Regions from separate parts of the Homo sapiens genome. Here all the other regions are linked to region 2. A link is a contact called in ENCODE Hi-C or POLR2A ChIA-PET data. All regions are on one chromosome and are shown on one strand. The core of a region is the stretch at or near the end of the contact, and the rest is flanking DNA. Distances in the headings are between cores, read along the strand shown. Region 1 has its middle 66 kb from the start of GLI2. Region 2 has its middle 100 kb from the start of LINC01101. Region 3 holds the start of LINC01101 (long intergenic non-protein coding RNA 1101).

Evidence for each region. Hi-C counts contacts between places; a loop is a spot of excess contacts on that map. ChIA-PET counts read pairs that join two places held with the same protein, here RNA polymerase II (POLR2A). Pooled maps may share reads with other maps.
Region 1: a loop to region 2 is called in a map of right lobe of liver, with 3 times the contacts of the local background. The contact joins two enhancer-like sites. A Hi-C loop is called at or near these places in 40 of 168 maps with a recorded cell type or tissue (Caco-2, Calu3, HCT116 and 26 more) and 26 of 50 pooled maps. POLR2A ChIA-PET finds 5 or more read pairs at or near these places in 2 of 52 experiments (both WTC11).
Region 3: POLR2A ChIA-PET joins it to region 2 with 14 read pairs in HepG2. The contact joins the promoter of LINC01101 here to the enhancer-like site in region 2. A Hi-C loop is called at or near these places in 5 of 168 maps with a recorded cell type or tissue (HepG2, MCF 10A, aorta and 2 more) and 11 of 50 pooled maps. POLR2A ChIA-PET finds 5 or more read pairs at or near these places in 6 of 52 experiments (A549, HepG2, MCF 10A and 2 more).

The regions. Positions count from the first base shown.
Region 1 is chr2:120,668,250-120,672,476 of GRCh38, forward strand. No RefSeq gene overlaps it. Among named protein-coding and RNA genes, the nearest start is that of GLI2, 66 kb to the right of the region's middle. RefSeq lists enhancers at 746-1,945, 1,096-1,597 and a silencer at 1,364-1,658. Within about 2 kb of position 1,567, at least 8 of the 41 ENCODE cell types and tissues checked have a DNase peak (open chromatin) inside an H3K27ac peak, as active enhancers do.
Region 2 is chr2:120,564,459-120,568,966 of GRCh38, forward strand. No RefSeq gene overlaps it. Among named protein-coding and RNA genes, the nearest start is that of LINC01101, 100 kb to the left of the region's middle. Within about 2 kb of position 2,318, at least 7 of the 41 ENCODE cell types and tissues checked have a DNase peak (open chromatin) inside an H3K27ac peak, as active enhancers do; they include ascending aorta, where a contact is called at or near this core.
Region 3 is chr2:120,463,711-120,468,117 of GRCh38, forward strand. LINC01101 (long intergenic non-protein coding RNA 1101) reads right to left here and starts at 2,639. Exons shown (of 1, transcript NR_027181.1): 1 at 625-2,639. RefSeq lists an enhancer at 2,393-2,935.

The sequences.
Region 1 (4,227 bases), core at 317-2,816, 100 kb after region 2:
TTATAGAGCCACGCAGTCTGAGAGTTGAGGAGGGATAGTCCCTAAGGAAGAAGAAGTGCTTACACCAGATGAGGGAGATGGATACTGTCAAGCAGAAAAACTTGCTGTCCTTTTCAAAAGGGAACCCACCTCTTCCTGAAAGCCTGTCTCTTCCTATTGGGCAGCCCAGCCTGCCAAGCCTTGATCAGCCTCCTTGTGCCTCCCATTCAGAATCTCTCCATGCCATGGACATTTCATGGTCTCTCTGGTATCTCCTATCACAGATTTATTTGGAAACCTTTCTCTGATTTCCAGCGTGTACCATTTTCTAGAGTAGTGAGCTCCAAAATGGGTCATGCACTCTCTAAAATAGTGCTTTGTTATTTACTGGCCATAATTAGTTCTCATCAGTACCTCTTTGGGAATCCCTGGTCTAGAAATGATGGATTCCATATTTCTCTGATAAAATGACTTCCTAATTCTTGACCTCAGGCATGCCCCTCCTTTCCAGAGAGAAGCCCATCATTTGAGTCTGTTCTCAAGACACAGACCATCCTCCCATGACTACCTACCCTTGGCCAGTCCCTGCTGTAGCCCGACTTCTCACTGTGTTGTCACACAGACCCTGTCACTTAGAAGCTGTGGGACTTTTAGTGAGTTACTGAGATTCTCTGAGACTCAGTTTCTTCACCTGCAAGATCAAGATAATAATGTTCATCTCCCAAGATCAGGAGGAGGAACTACTAATGGAACCATGGAAAGGAACCTCAGGCATGGCACCTGGTTCAGAGGTAGTCCTCCAAATGTGCACCCTCCCTTCCCTCCTCTTGCTCGCAGCTCCTAGCTCAAGGTACTCTTGGTCACTCTTCCTTGGCCTCTGGCCTGCCTTTGACAGCTGGTAACTGACCAGTCCTTAGGCTCTGGTCCTCAGCAGCCACATGCCTTTGCCGTGATATAACTTTTCATCTGAGCCTTGATTCCTGACACATGGCACCTGCTGCCCCCACCCTGAGATCCACCATCGGCCCCTCCCCTCCTGTGATTCCTGCCACAAACTCCAGGCATGGGTGTGGCCCTATTGGAATGTGCTGGGGGAGAAGCAGGAGGCGGGGACAGGTGACACAGAGGAGGTGATGAAGGTCACACCAAGAGAGGTCCCTGGTGGTTCTTTTTACCTTGAGAGAACATCTGTGGCTTCCATGTTGTCACAAAACAAACAGAAGTGAGTCTGAAGTTTCCCAATCCCCGTAGCTGGTTTCATGGCTCTTTGACAGTCCTTTCATGTCCCTGACAGTGGTGAGCTTTTTCCCCTGGGAAGTTAGGGGGCCTCTGTTGCACCCCCGCGGCCCACCTCGCCCTGGTGACGTTATCCTGGCACTCCCAGGCTGATGACACTTAGCTGTCACCTTTCATGCATGAGCAGCTGTTGCCGCCTGTGTTTCCAGGTGGCCGAGCCCAGTCCCTGTGCCTCCCCTTCCTGCCACATGGGGGACCCTCCGACGGGCTGACTCACCCGGTTCTGCTGCCCACGGAGGGCTTCCCGCTCTGCCTTTCTTGGGCAACCTTCCCAGTTTTCGACGAATGCCTTCCGCTCACAACAGCCCTTTCCTGGGGCGTGTAGGGAACCGGGAGTGGGGTGAGGGCGGGTTCACCCTTCTGCTCAGGTTTGAGTGGCAGCCTGCAGGCGCCCAGGTCTGCGCAGAGATCTCAGACTGTCCATCAGTTCCAGGGCTATTTATGTTTCTGACATTCATTTCTTCCTGCTCCCTTCACCTCCCCCCTCCCACATCTCCTCTTTGACAAAGCTGTGATCAGCCCCACAGCAGAGGCCGTGTGTTTCTTGACCTGGCTTTCCCGTGCTGGGAGCTGGGCTTGCATCGAACCCCTCCTGCTCCCTCAGCGGCTGCGGCCCTTCCCGTCCTCCTGCTCACAGAGCGCACGAGAACCAGGGAAAGCTGTGTGGCTAGAAAGAGCCCCCTCTCACAGCTGCAGACTGCAGAGTTGTCAAGCCTCAGGCAGCTCCGCCCTTCCTTGAGCCTCAGTTTCCTCATCTGGAGAGTGAAGACAACCATCCGCATCCTGCAGCACGGCAGTGACAGTTCTGTGAGAAAAGGTGCCCAGAGTGACGTCTAGCTGCACACCGTTATTACACTACAGGATAAAACGGCTGCCATTACCACATGCTCACCATGTCCCGGGCCACGGGGCACAGATCGACTCATTCAATCCTCACTGCAAGCCATGAGGAAGATCTCACAAGAGGCCCAGGCAACAATGAGGAAATTGATGCGCCGAGAGATCAAGTGACTTTCACAAGGTCACACAGCTGGTCAGCGGCAGAGCTGGCTGTCATCCCGGCATGTGTCCCTCCTCCCTCCAGGAAGAAGCCACCCCAATCCTCCAAGGATGTTCCTTTTCCATCTTGAGGGTATCTGGCCTCCAGAGACTCCTCACTACCTCGGGGCCATTGCTTGGTTTCCCTGGCCCCCATCACCCCAGCCTCCAGCTCCGACGGTCACACTGACTCCGGGAGTTTGTCCAGGGTGAGCACTACTCCTCATACCGCTCTGAGTGCCTCTTCCATGGGGAGGCCAGTGGCTCAGGTCTTCTGCCCTCTGTTGATCAGGAGGCTGAGTTTTTCAGAAGGTCTCCCAGTCAGGTCTGGGACAGGAGCCAAACAGTGGCTCTCGGCCCTCTCCTTCCCCAGACAGGGCTCTGGAATTGGGCGCCACCCCAGCAGCCAGCGAGGGGCTGCCATGCCTGTCCCTGGGCTGGCCCTGAGCCTACAGGTGCTCTCTGGGGGCAGGGGGAGGAGGGCAGGGCCTCGAGAGCCGCAGGCAGAGCCTGGGAAGAAGGTGTCTGTTGTTTCCTTCTTCATCTCTGGGAACAATTCGCCTTTTGAGCTTCTTGGCTGAGCGAGTTGAGAGATTCTTTCTCCAAGGCTTCTTGACAGATTGATTTATCTGTTTCAGTAACTTGGACTTCCTGAGAAAGGGTGGCTTCATGCCAGGGCAGGCGTGGGCACCAACCTGGGGGACGAATGTGGGGCCTCCTCCGAGGATGGCCTTGGACCTCAGGCTGAGGTGTGGACCCCAGGTCCCTGTCCCCTGGCTGGAGACCGAGCGGGTGAGAAGGATTGCCAGCAGGAGCTGCAGATACCCACAGCCAGGCAGTCATTCACCCCATCCTCCCGGCCCCGCTGCTCCCCAAGCGGCTCTTCCTGGACCCATCTTGTGGCTGGGAAAGTTGAGTCACTGAGAAGCGACTGCCCTACCGCAGTAGGCAAGAAGCTGAGATCAGACTTGAACTCAGGGTTCTGAGGCCTCCACATCTATCCTCACCTACCTAAAGAAAGAAGTTTGACCCTCAAACCCCAAGTTGCTAGAGGGCCTGGGCTGAGAAGGCCACAGCTAGCAACTCTCCCCGGGCTCCTCCTGCTTCCCAGAAGGAAGGCCTGCTTCCTGCCTCTGCTGTCTGCCTGCAATGCCTCACAGCCCATGGCTCGCCTCTGTTGCAGCACACTCGCCTGCCTTCCCATCATTCTGCCCACTCCTCCAGGCAGGGCGCCCAGGGCTTGGCACTGAGTAGGGGGCTCAGTTGAGAAGGGAAGGGAGGGAGGAAAGAAGGAAGTGAGGCAGGGAGAGAGGGAGGTGAGGGGAGGGTCCTCACACCCTGTGGGTGATGCCCCAGGGGCCCTAGGGCCATTATGAAGCCCCTAAGGCAAGCTGTGCTTTAAGAATTCAAGAGTCTGGGCTGGGCGCGGTGGTTCACGCCTGTAATCCCAGCACTTTGGGAGGTTGAGGCAGGCGGATCACCTGAGGTCGGGAGTTCAAGACCAGCCTGACCAACATGGAGAAACAGCGTCTCTACTAAAAAATACAAAATTAGCCAGGCGTGGTGGCGCATGCCTGTAATCCCAGCTATTCGGGAGGCTGAGGCGGGAGAATCGCTTGAACCCAGGAGGCAGAGGTTGCAGTGAGCTGAGATCGTGCCATTGTACTCCAGCCTGGGGAACAAGAGCGAAACTCTGTCTTAAAAAATAATTTAAAAATAATAAAAAAAATAAAAAGAATTCAAGTGGCTGGATCACAGCTCACTGCAAGCTTGAATTCCTGGGCTCAAGCGATTCTCCCCCCTCCACACACACACACACCTCCATCCCCCTACCCTCCCACACCCTGCTCTGCTGCACTGCACTACCTCCCCACCCCCCAGCACCCCACCACCCCTCCCACTCCCATGCCACCT
Region 2 (4,508 bases), core at 1,068-3,567:
CCTTTGCCGTACATTAAACAAGAGGAGGGCGGGTCACATGGACACCTCATTAATTCGCCCTCCCTGTGGCAGGAGGATGGAGGGACAACAGAGGGCAGAACTCTCCACACTGCAGCCTTATCAAGGATAACGAGTGACCGTGTTGGGGGCTCAGGGGAGGGGCGAGTATCCCTAGGGGCGGGGCCTCAGTGAAGGGATAAATTAGTGCATCCTTTGTTTGCCTGCCAATAGGTGCTTCCAGGGGAGCCCTGGGGGCTAGGGAAGTTTGTTTGCCCAAAGCGTTTAAACAATCCCCCTGCAATCCTGTTTGCACTCTTCATTTGCTCAGCAAACCTGCCCCTCGGATATAGCTTTGGAGTAAACTCAGGCCCAGCTGCTGCTGAGCTCAGGGATGTTGTTTGGCCCTCCCAAGCTGGGGCAGGGGCTCCAAATGTACACAATGCCCCCCCAACTACCACCACCACGCAAATAACACCCCATCTGACCTCATCCTGCTGGGCAAGTGAGAGTTAAACATCCTAGTTCAAGTTCATTCTGTCTCTTATAGCTAAGTACCTGACTTTTCAAAGGTCAGAGCTGCTGCAGGGCTGTCTCTGCTCTCAGGAGGACACCCTTCCTCCCACTCCCTCTTTGCCAGGCTGCAGTGGAGGGGCCTGGTGGCCCTGGGGTGTTGGGTCGGGCCATCTTGCTTGCAACACGCCCCGCAGTCCTGGGGCCGGCGGGGTTGGGGCGGGGAGTGGGGGGGTCCTGAGGTCTGTTTACTACACCTAAGCCATGCAGGGGAATTGCTCTGGGCCCTGTGGCTGGGTCCCTATTCTGGGGCTGCCACCTGCTAGAGGGAGGTCTGGCTATGACCCCAGTGACCCTTGGCACGGCTGGCTGCTCTGCAGTTTTGACTATAGGGCACCGGCCACTCTCAGCTCCCTCTGGTCTGCCTTCCACACAGTTGGGAGCCTAGGATCCTGGGGGTGCTAGGCAAGCCCCTCTGGTACTTCCTGAACCTCCCACCACCATCTACTCTGGGTAGCAGCCTGATGTTGTAGAGGTGGGGTCTTTGGCACCAGAAGCACGGGGGGCAGGGGAGGGGTCAGGGTCAGCATTCCCTTGGATCTAGGAAGTTTCTTACCCCCTCCTTGGGTGCAGCCTCACATATCTCCCTTCTGATGTCTTATGCAGTTCCAGTTCACCTTCTTATCACATTCTGTGTCCTCTGCCCGACACGGTCTTAGAGTAAACCTCACGCTCAGACCTGCAGGCATTGCACTTGATATAGAAAGGGCAACGTGCAGACGTAGAAAGCTTTTTCCCCTGCAGGGAAGCCTGGCTTTCAAACCCTTCTTGCTGTGGGCCTGGAGATCCTAGTCTGGCTAGGCGCTCACTTGCTCTTTGTGTCTTGTAACAACCCTGATCCTCCTGGAGGCTTGGGCCTCTGGCAGACTAGTGGGAAGGTCACCAACAGGGAAGAAAAGAAAAACACCAAAGGCATTCCCACATTTTAAATGTACTCTTCCATTATACATGTCAATCTGCCCTGGAGATGTCCCAGTAAGGGCACCGGCTGAACACAGGAGTGTGTGGAGGGGCCCCCATCTGGGCCCAAGGATCTTCTGGCATCAGGGGTAGAGGGCAAAGGGCCCCTGCCGCTTCTTATCAAGTGGTCAAGTGCCTGTGGCATAGGAACAATGACGGCTGTGTCACAAAGGTATGAGGATTAACAGAGTAAACGCCTGGTGTAGCCTCGGCTTCACCACTGGGCACACGTGGAGATGCTCCTCGTCTTATTCCCTCTCGAGCTGCTCTTAATGCCCAGATAGACCGAATTTGCCCCCAGAACAGGAGTTCCCCATGCCTTCCTCTTCCAGGGAGATTTCAGTGAGAGCAGCAAGTCGAAGCCTGATGCAGTTTCCAGGTGTATAGGGCAGAAAGGGATCGTCTCCCCAGCATGGCTTTTTGACAGATAGAAGGCATCGGTGTGACAGAGAAGGAGGCTGGATCCTGGGCTACCCATCAAGCTGCGGGTTACTCAGGGAGGACCGGGGGCTGACAGCCCTTAGACTACCCTGACTCATGCCTGGAGTCAGACATAGGAGCTCCCTTCCCCCCAGGCCACCTCTGCTGGGATGTGCTTGCCCCTCCCCACCCCACCTCAGTTTCCCCACTGCACAGTGGACACCAAGCCGAAGTCATAGGGTGTGGGAGCAGTGAGTCTGAAGAACACCACAGTTAGGAAATCTAAAGCAATCTTTTTCTTGGTGCTGGCAAGGGTAGCTTGCATGAAGGTCAAGATAAAACCCGCGGGGAGAAAGGAGCGGCGGAGTGTTTTGTTTGGCGCAGGCCAGCCGGCTGTTGCCTCGGTAGCTGAGAACATCGGCTCTGGTCACGCTTGCCTCTGCTCCAATCCTATTACTCCATGCGGTTTGGCCTCCAAAAATAGCCTCTGTCAGCTCCATCATCATAGTTCAGCATTTCCACCACCGGTCACTTATTGTTCCGTGGACATAGTCATCGTTAACCCCTCCTCTGCCAGCCGGCCAGGAGCACCTGGGCTAAGATTCCACCTCTGGGGAGAGCGTTTTTCTTTTCACAGCCCCATCAACTCTGCAGGGAGAGCCAAAGGGCGTTTCCATGGGACGGAGCTTCCACCCGGTCCAGACACCACAGACCTACATGGTTTCTTTTTTAACTGCCCTACAAGGTTTAGAGGGGTTATCTGCATTTGGCAGAGGAGGGAAGCAAGACTCAAGGAGGTGAACTGACTTACTCAAGGTCATCAGCCAGTGTGTGGCTCAGCCCAGGTGCAGACCAGGACTGCCCGACTTCAAGGCTGGCCTGTGTCACCTGGTCCTGCAACCATAGCTCTTTTGCCCCAGCTGAGATGAGGCCTCCTCCCCACAGCCTCCTCCAGGCCCCTTTGGTCAACAGACCCTGGACTGAAGGCATAGGGGGAGAGTGCTGCCTGCCTGCAGGGTCACCTGAAGTGTTTGTGTAGAGTGGAGATCGCAATCCCCTGCTCCCAGACAGCCTGACTCAGTAACCCAGGGACACAGCCTGGCAGGGCTCATAAGTCTAAGCACCACGAATGTCCTGAGAGTCTGCAGGTGCCACTGGGAAGGAAGGAAAATTGGTCTTTTTGGAGTCTGGCATGGCATCCAACACATTAGCATATAACAGTGTGTTTCTTTTCAGCAGTCAATTTTTTAGATGAGAAAGTGGAGATTCCCTCCATGGCACCAGATTGTCTCTCAAAAGAAAACAGCCAACAATTTTACAGCAAAGATCAGCCTGGACGATGGACAAATGTGTCACACAGACCTGAGTGTGGAGTAGGCGCCCAACAAGGAGGCAGCTAGGGCAGTGGCTCTGAGCACAGGCCTGTGGACCAGGCAGACCCCAAGTGCTTGGGGCGTATAAATGAGATGATGTGGGTCCAGGGGCAGCACAGAGCCTAGTGCTAATGACAGCGTCTGGGATCACTGAGGCCTCAACATGTGCAAGAACATTGTCCTAAGAACCTGCTATTGATGAGCTTGTTCACACTCGTTAGGCAAATTCTGCTGTTATTCTCATTTTACAGGGGAGAAAACTGAGGAACTGAGAAGTAACTTACTACTGGAAGTAGGATGGGAAACCAGGCATCTACCTTCAGAGCTTTGTGCATTCATCATTACATATGTTCCCTGGGGACAGAGCAGTCCTGGTATAATTGCTGGGGAGCCCTGGCCTGCCACTGAGACTCCCCCACCTCCCCTCTGGCTTCTCTGTCTGCCCCTGCAGGGCCTGGACCAAGTGCTCCCAGGGGCCTTCTGGCCCTGACCCACTGAGGATGCATCCTGCTGTGGCCTCCTTGCAGTAGCCCCAAGACTGGCCACCCTGGCTCCTGCAGGCCAAGCCCCTGGGGCTCCTGGCTCCTCCTGCTGTGTCAGGCCCAGCCTCCTTCCAACCTGCTGAGGTGCTGACCAGCCCCAGTCATTCCTCAGGACAGTCTCTGAGTTTGGACAGCGACCTCTAAACCCTGCCCATGCTGTGATTTTATCCTGGCCAGTCTTTGCTTGCATACCATTGCCATTTAAATCATTCTGCCGGTGGAAGCTGGGTTGAAGAAACCAAGGGTTCTGGGTCCCCCAGTGCTGACCCTGCACCCACAGCGAGGAATGTAGAGGTTGGAACAATCTTCACCTTTCACAGGCTTGGAGTTCACTTGCTCCAGAACAACTTTGCGACTTTTTGGGAGAATGCCAGCAGTAATCTCCATGTGGCCCCGTGGAAAGAACCTGGGCTCTGCCAGGCTTTGGTGCCCTCTCTGCAGCTCTCAGGCTGAGTTTTGGTGAAATGATGCTTGTGGAACGCCTAGCAAAGCACCCCCGCTCACAGTGGCCCCACGAAGCAGTAGGTCCCCTAAACTACCTGCACTTGCCCATCTGAGCCTCCCTCCCACTGCCCCTTCTCTGTGCCCCAGAGCCTGACCACATCAACGAGTCCCTGTGCTCGGGTGCTGGCTGGTTTTGGCC
Region 3 (4,407 bases), core at 1,389-3,888, 100 kb before region 2:
GGCAGGGCACTGACAGCTCCCTGGGAACGATGCGTCTATGGTGGCAGCAGCGAGCAGGAAGGGAATCCCAGAGCATGCAGGACTGAGTCCCTTCCCTGCCGGCTTCCCGGGTCAGTCACCACCCAGACCTCCCATGCATCCACGCACACTCAGTGGGGGACACTGAGTCTTTCTGGGCTGAAGTTTTGTCCTCTCTGTGGCAGGGACCGCAGTGCCCAGCATGTGGAATTCAGGAGGTGATGAACCTGGCACACAGTTTTGCTCTGTAAGTCAGAGTTGTTTATCACCCTAGAGAGCACAGCTAAGGGCATCTAAACTGGGTTCATTCAAATCCTGACTCTATCCCTTCCTAGCTGGGGGCATCTAAGTGCTCTGTGCCTCAGTTGCCTTCTCTATATAATGGAGATAAAACACTTATTAGCACATGGCCTGGCTCATAGTATGTTTGTAATAAATGGTTACTATGGTCATTGTGATTCCCATGATGTTTGCCCCCAAAAACACTGCAGCTTCAGTTGGAGGCTTGGGAAGCTTAACGGGAAAAGGGAAAGAGCAGGAAAAGGGGACATGAAAGCAGTGTGGGGGACTCAGACACCACAAATATTCATGGAGCCACTGATGTTTGCCAGGCACTTTTATAAACATGTGACTTAATCTTTCCCAAAACCCATGCAAAGGGCATCCTTTTGTCTCCATTTTCTATTATATGTGCTGAGATGAGCCTCAGGGAAGGCAAGTAACTCACCCAGGGCCACACAGCCCGTCACAGCTCAGTCAGGGCCCCAGGAAGGACAATCCCATGGCTTGGGGTGTTGGGAAGTTTGCCTTCATTCAGTCCTGCGAAGCCTCGGAGGAAAGGCTGAGCTTGGTGCTGTCACCCTGTCTCCCTCCAGGTCACCTCCAGGTCACAGTGTGGCTGGGGCTCTTGGGCCTTCAGTTTTCTTCCTGCCGAGTGGGTTCAGGAAGAGCAGGCTCTGAGTCACTGGGGCCCCGGCTGGTGATGGGGGCTTAGACACGTGTATGGTCCATTGCTGCCCTCCAGGGATGAGGCTCATCTCAGGACCGTGCCCTGGCTTCTGTCAAGGCGGCTCTGTGGTTGTTCGGGGCCTACTCTGTCCGGCCACAGCTCTGGGCCTTTTTCCACCAGCCTTCTTTGAGCTCTCCCTTGGCTTTGGGAGCAGCATGAGATTTTTCCATGCTTCCGGCTCCGTTGCCCACAAGCTGAACAGTGACTTGGTGTCAGGGTGGCAAAGAGAATAGGTGCCTTACTGGGAATGGGCAGTGGTGGGGGATCAGGGAGAGGGAGGCTAGAGGGTGGACAGGACCTCCCAGCAGCGGCAAGAACAGCTCCAGCTCCTGCCTTCTTGGAACCCTTCTGCCATGGAGCCCCCCAGGCTGAGGAGGCCTCATGGGGGCCATTTCGCACACCAAGAGGCTGAGTCACTTGCCCAAGATTGGGCCTCTGGTGAGTGACAGGCAATTGGACCGGTCAGGGTGACCCGGGGCATGCGGTCTCACCACCTCACCACAGTGCTCTCTTCCCACGGCAGCACCCTGCCTAGAGGATGGTGGCTGGGCCAGGCGCTGCCCCCACTGCCTCACAGGCCTCTTGGGGGTCAGAGATGGACAGGGGTTTAGGTAGTCCCTCCTCCATCCTGTCCTCATGGATGGATGCCTGTGCCCTCCCTAGATTTTTCTCACGGTCCGAAGGAAGGGCTAGCCCCTGGAGAGCATCTTATCTCTTGTTTGATGGATGGCCCAGAGAGGGTGAGTGGCTTGCCTGGGGCCACAGAGCAAACTGGAGTCAGGGCCACCCAAACACAGGAGTCCTGACTCCCAGACACTCATGCACTGGCGGGGCAGGGCCTACACTGTCTTCCCTGCTTCCCAGGAAGATACCTTGTGGGTAGATGTGGGAGGGAACAGGCCGGCCTTGACCAGTGCCATCCACTCAGCTGTTAAATATTCTGGGAATCCATAAAACTGACAGCCAACTCGTGGGGATGGTCGTGGCTCCTGTGTTCCCCACCAACCAGCAGGGGCACCTGGGGAAACCTCCAGTGCAGAAATCGTACTCTGCCATTTCCTGTATCTCCAGCTATTCCCCATCTGAAGAGTGAGGTGGTTAGACCAGGTCCCTGGTTTTCTTCCAGTCACCCCCTGCTGGAATGCCAGGAGCTCTCTTCTGTGCTGGGGGAAGCTGCCGCTGGCCTCAGCTTCCCCATCTGTGAGATCGGGCTCCATGCCCGTCTTGTTGGACTCATCAAGAGACCCATGGGGAGGAAAGAGCTTGCAAGGAGAGCAGCTAAGGAAAGACCGGAATCGTCCGAGCCCTTTGTCCCTTCCTGTATCAGCAGCAGGCGACCTGCCCACCAGCCGGGGCCTCCCGTTCCGTTCCATTCCGTTTAAGTAAGCTCTTTCCCTGTGCAAGGGAGCAACCGACCTCAAAGGCCCGGCCCACAAAGGGGCCCCCGACATGGCTGGGAACAATGCGGCCTGTTTACCTGACAGATTGTCCGCTTTCTTTTCATCTCGTAGGAAAAGAACTCCCACGGGGAGCCGCTAATCCCAGAGTAAACAGATGACCTCGTGGTGCCTTTCTCCCGGAGGTGGGGTTCCTAGCGCAGCACCCCAACTGTGCAAACAGACCCTGGAGGGCTCGATGCGCCTGCGGGGGCGTGGCTGGGGACCTGGGCCTGGGCCAGGAGGGGCCTTTCCCTCTCGCCAGCCCTCTTTTCTTCCTTTGTGATTTCAATTGAATGGGGAGAAGCTCAAAGGCAGGGGCATGAAAGGTCAAAGCCAATTTGCAGGGCCAAGTGTGGGGGAGGAGAGAAGGGCCCAGACCAAGCATTCTTTTTGGAGGCCTGACCTTGACCTGGAAGCAACTCCTCCCTCTCTCGGCTCTTCTGAGGACACTGCCCTGGCAGAGCTGGCTTTGCCTTCTGGCCACCCCCCTTACTAGCTGTGTGACAGAGGCCAGAAAATGCTCCTTTCTGAGCCTCAGTTTCCTCATCTGGAAAGCAGAGATACAGGGACCTGTCGGGTAGGACTGCTGTAAAATATTGTGGTGTGCTTTCCATAAGTGATGGCTGTTTATGATTAGGGAGGGAGTGAGGCTGAGTCTTGAAGCTGGAATGCCAGTGGAGGCCAGAGGGTATTCCAGGCTGGAGGGACAGGCAGAGCTGGGACAAAGGCACTCAGATGGCAATGAATAGTGTTTGTCTGGGAGACTGAATAAAATAGGCTCTGAAGCAACATATTATTGTAGGGTGGTTATTTCTGGGAAGGAAACAGAATTCCCCCTCTTCCCAGCAGTGTGACCTTGGGCGAACCATTTGACCTCTTGATCCTTCAGTTTCCTCGTTTATAAATGGGGATGCAAAGTCTTGTATCGAAGGACTTTCATGAAGATGAAAAGAACCTGATGTACAGCAGACACTCAAACATTAGCTTTTAGGGCTTTAGAAAGGTCAAGTTCTCCCAGTACTTTGGGAGGCTGAGGCAGGTAGATCGCCTGAGGTCAGGAGTTTGAGACCAGGCTAGCCAACACGGTGAAACCCCCTCTCTACTAAAAATACAAAAAATTAGCTGGGTATGGTGGCACATGCCTGTAATACCAGCTACTTGGGAGGCTGAGGCAGGAGAATTGCTTAAACCCGGGAGGCGGAGGTTGCAGTGAGCCGAGATTGTGCCATTGCACTCCCGCCTGGGCAACAGAGTGAGACTCTGTCTTGAAAAAAAAAAAAGAAAGGGCAGGTTGTAGGTTCTTTATGCCCTGAATGAGGCTGTGGGAGTCTGGTGGAGTCAAAGACACAGGAGACCCATCACGCCCACTTGGTCACTAGCAGACAGCCCTTTCCCTTGGGCTGCAGGGAGCCAGGGTGGGAGCCTCACAAAGGGTGTAGCCTTGAGCACCCAGCTGGCCCAAGGGCCTGAGCCTGCAACCCCCCTTTCCTGGGCTGTATCTTCTGGTCTGTTCCTTGGATCTCCTGGGCCTGCTCCTCTCATCTTAGCCCTCAGGAAGTCCTTGATCCCCAGCCCCTATTTGGGGTAGAGAAGGTGAGAAATGCTTAGGGTAAGTTATACTGCCACTGGCTTCTTCAGCATCAGACCCCTGATTCAAACATGTGGTGAGTTCCTGGGCCCCTTGGCTTTCCCTAAGGGCCAGCAAAGGGCCTTTTAAAGAGAAAGAAGAAAAGGTAAGTAGGGAGCATAATATTTGATGAGCACGTTAAAGCGTTCATTCATGGGTATCAGATAGAAACGTTTGGCTTCACTTAAGGGGAATCTCAACTCACTGTGGCTTAAACAAAATTAGGTTTATTTTTCTGACATCATAATTCTGAAAACGAGTGGTTGATGGCCTTGGTCAGCTGCTGGTGATGCCAAGTACTGGGCTCTTCCCAG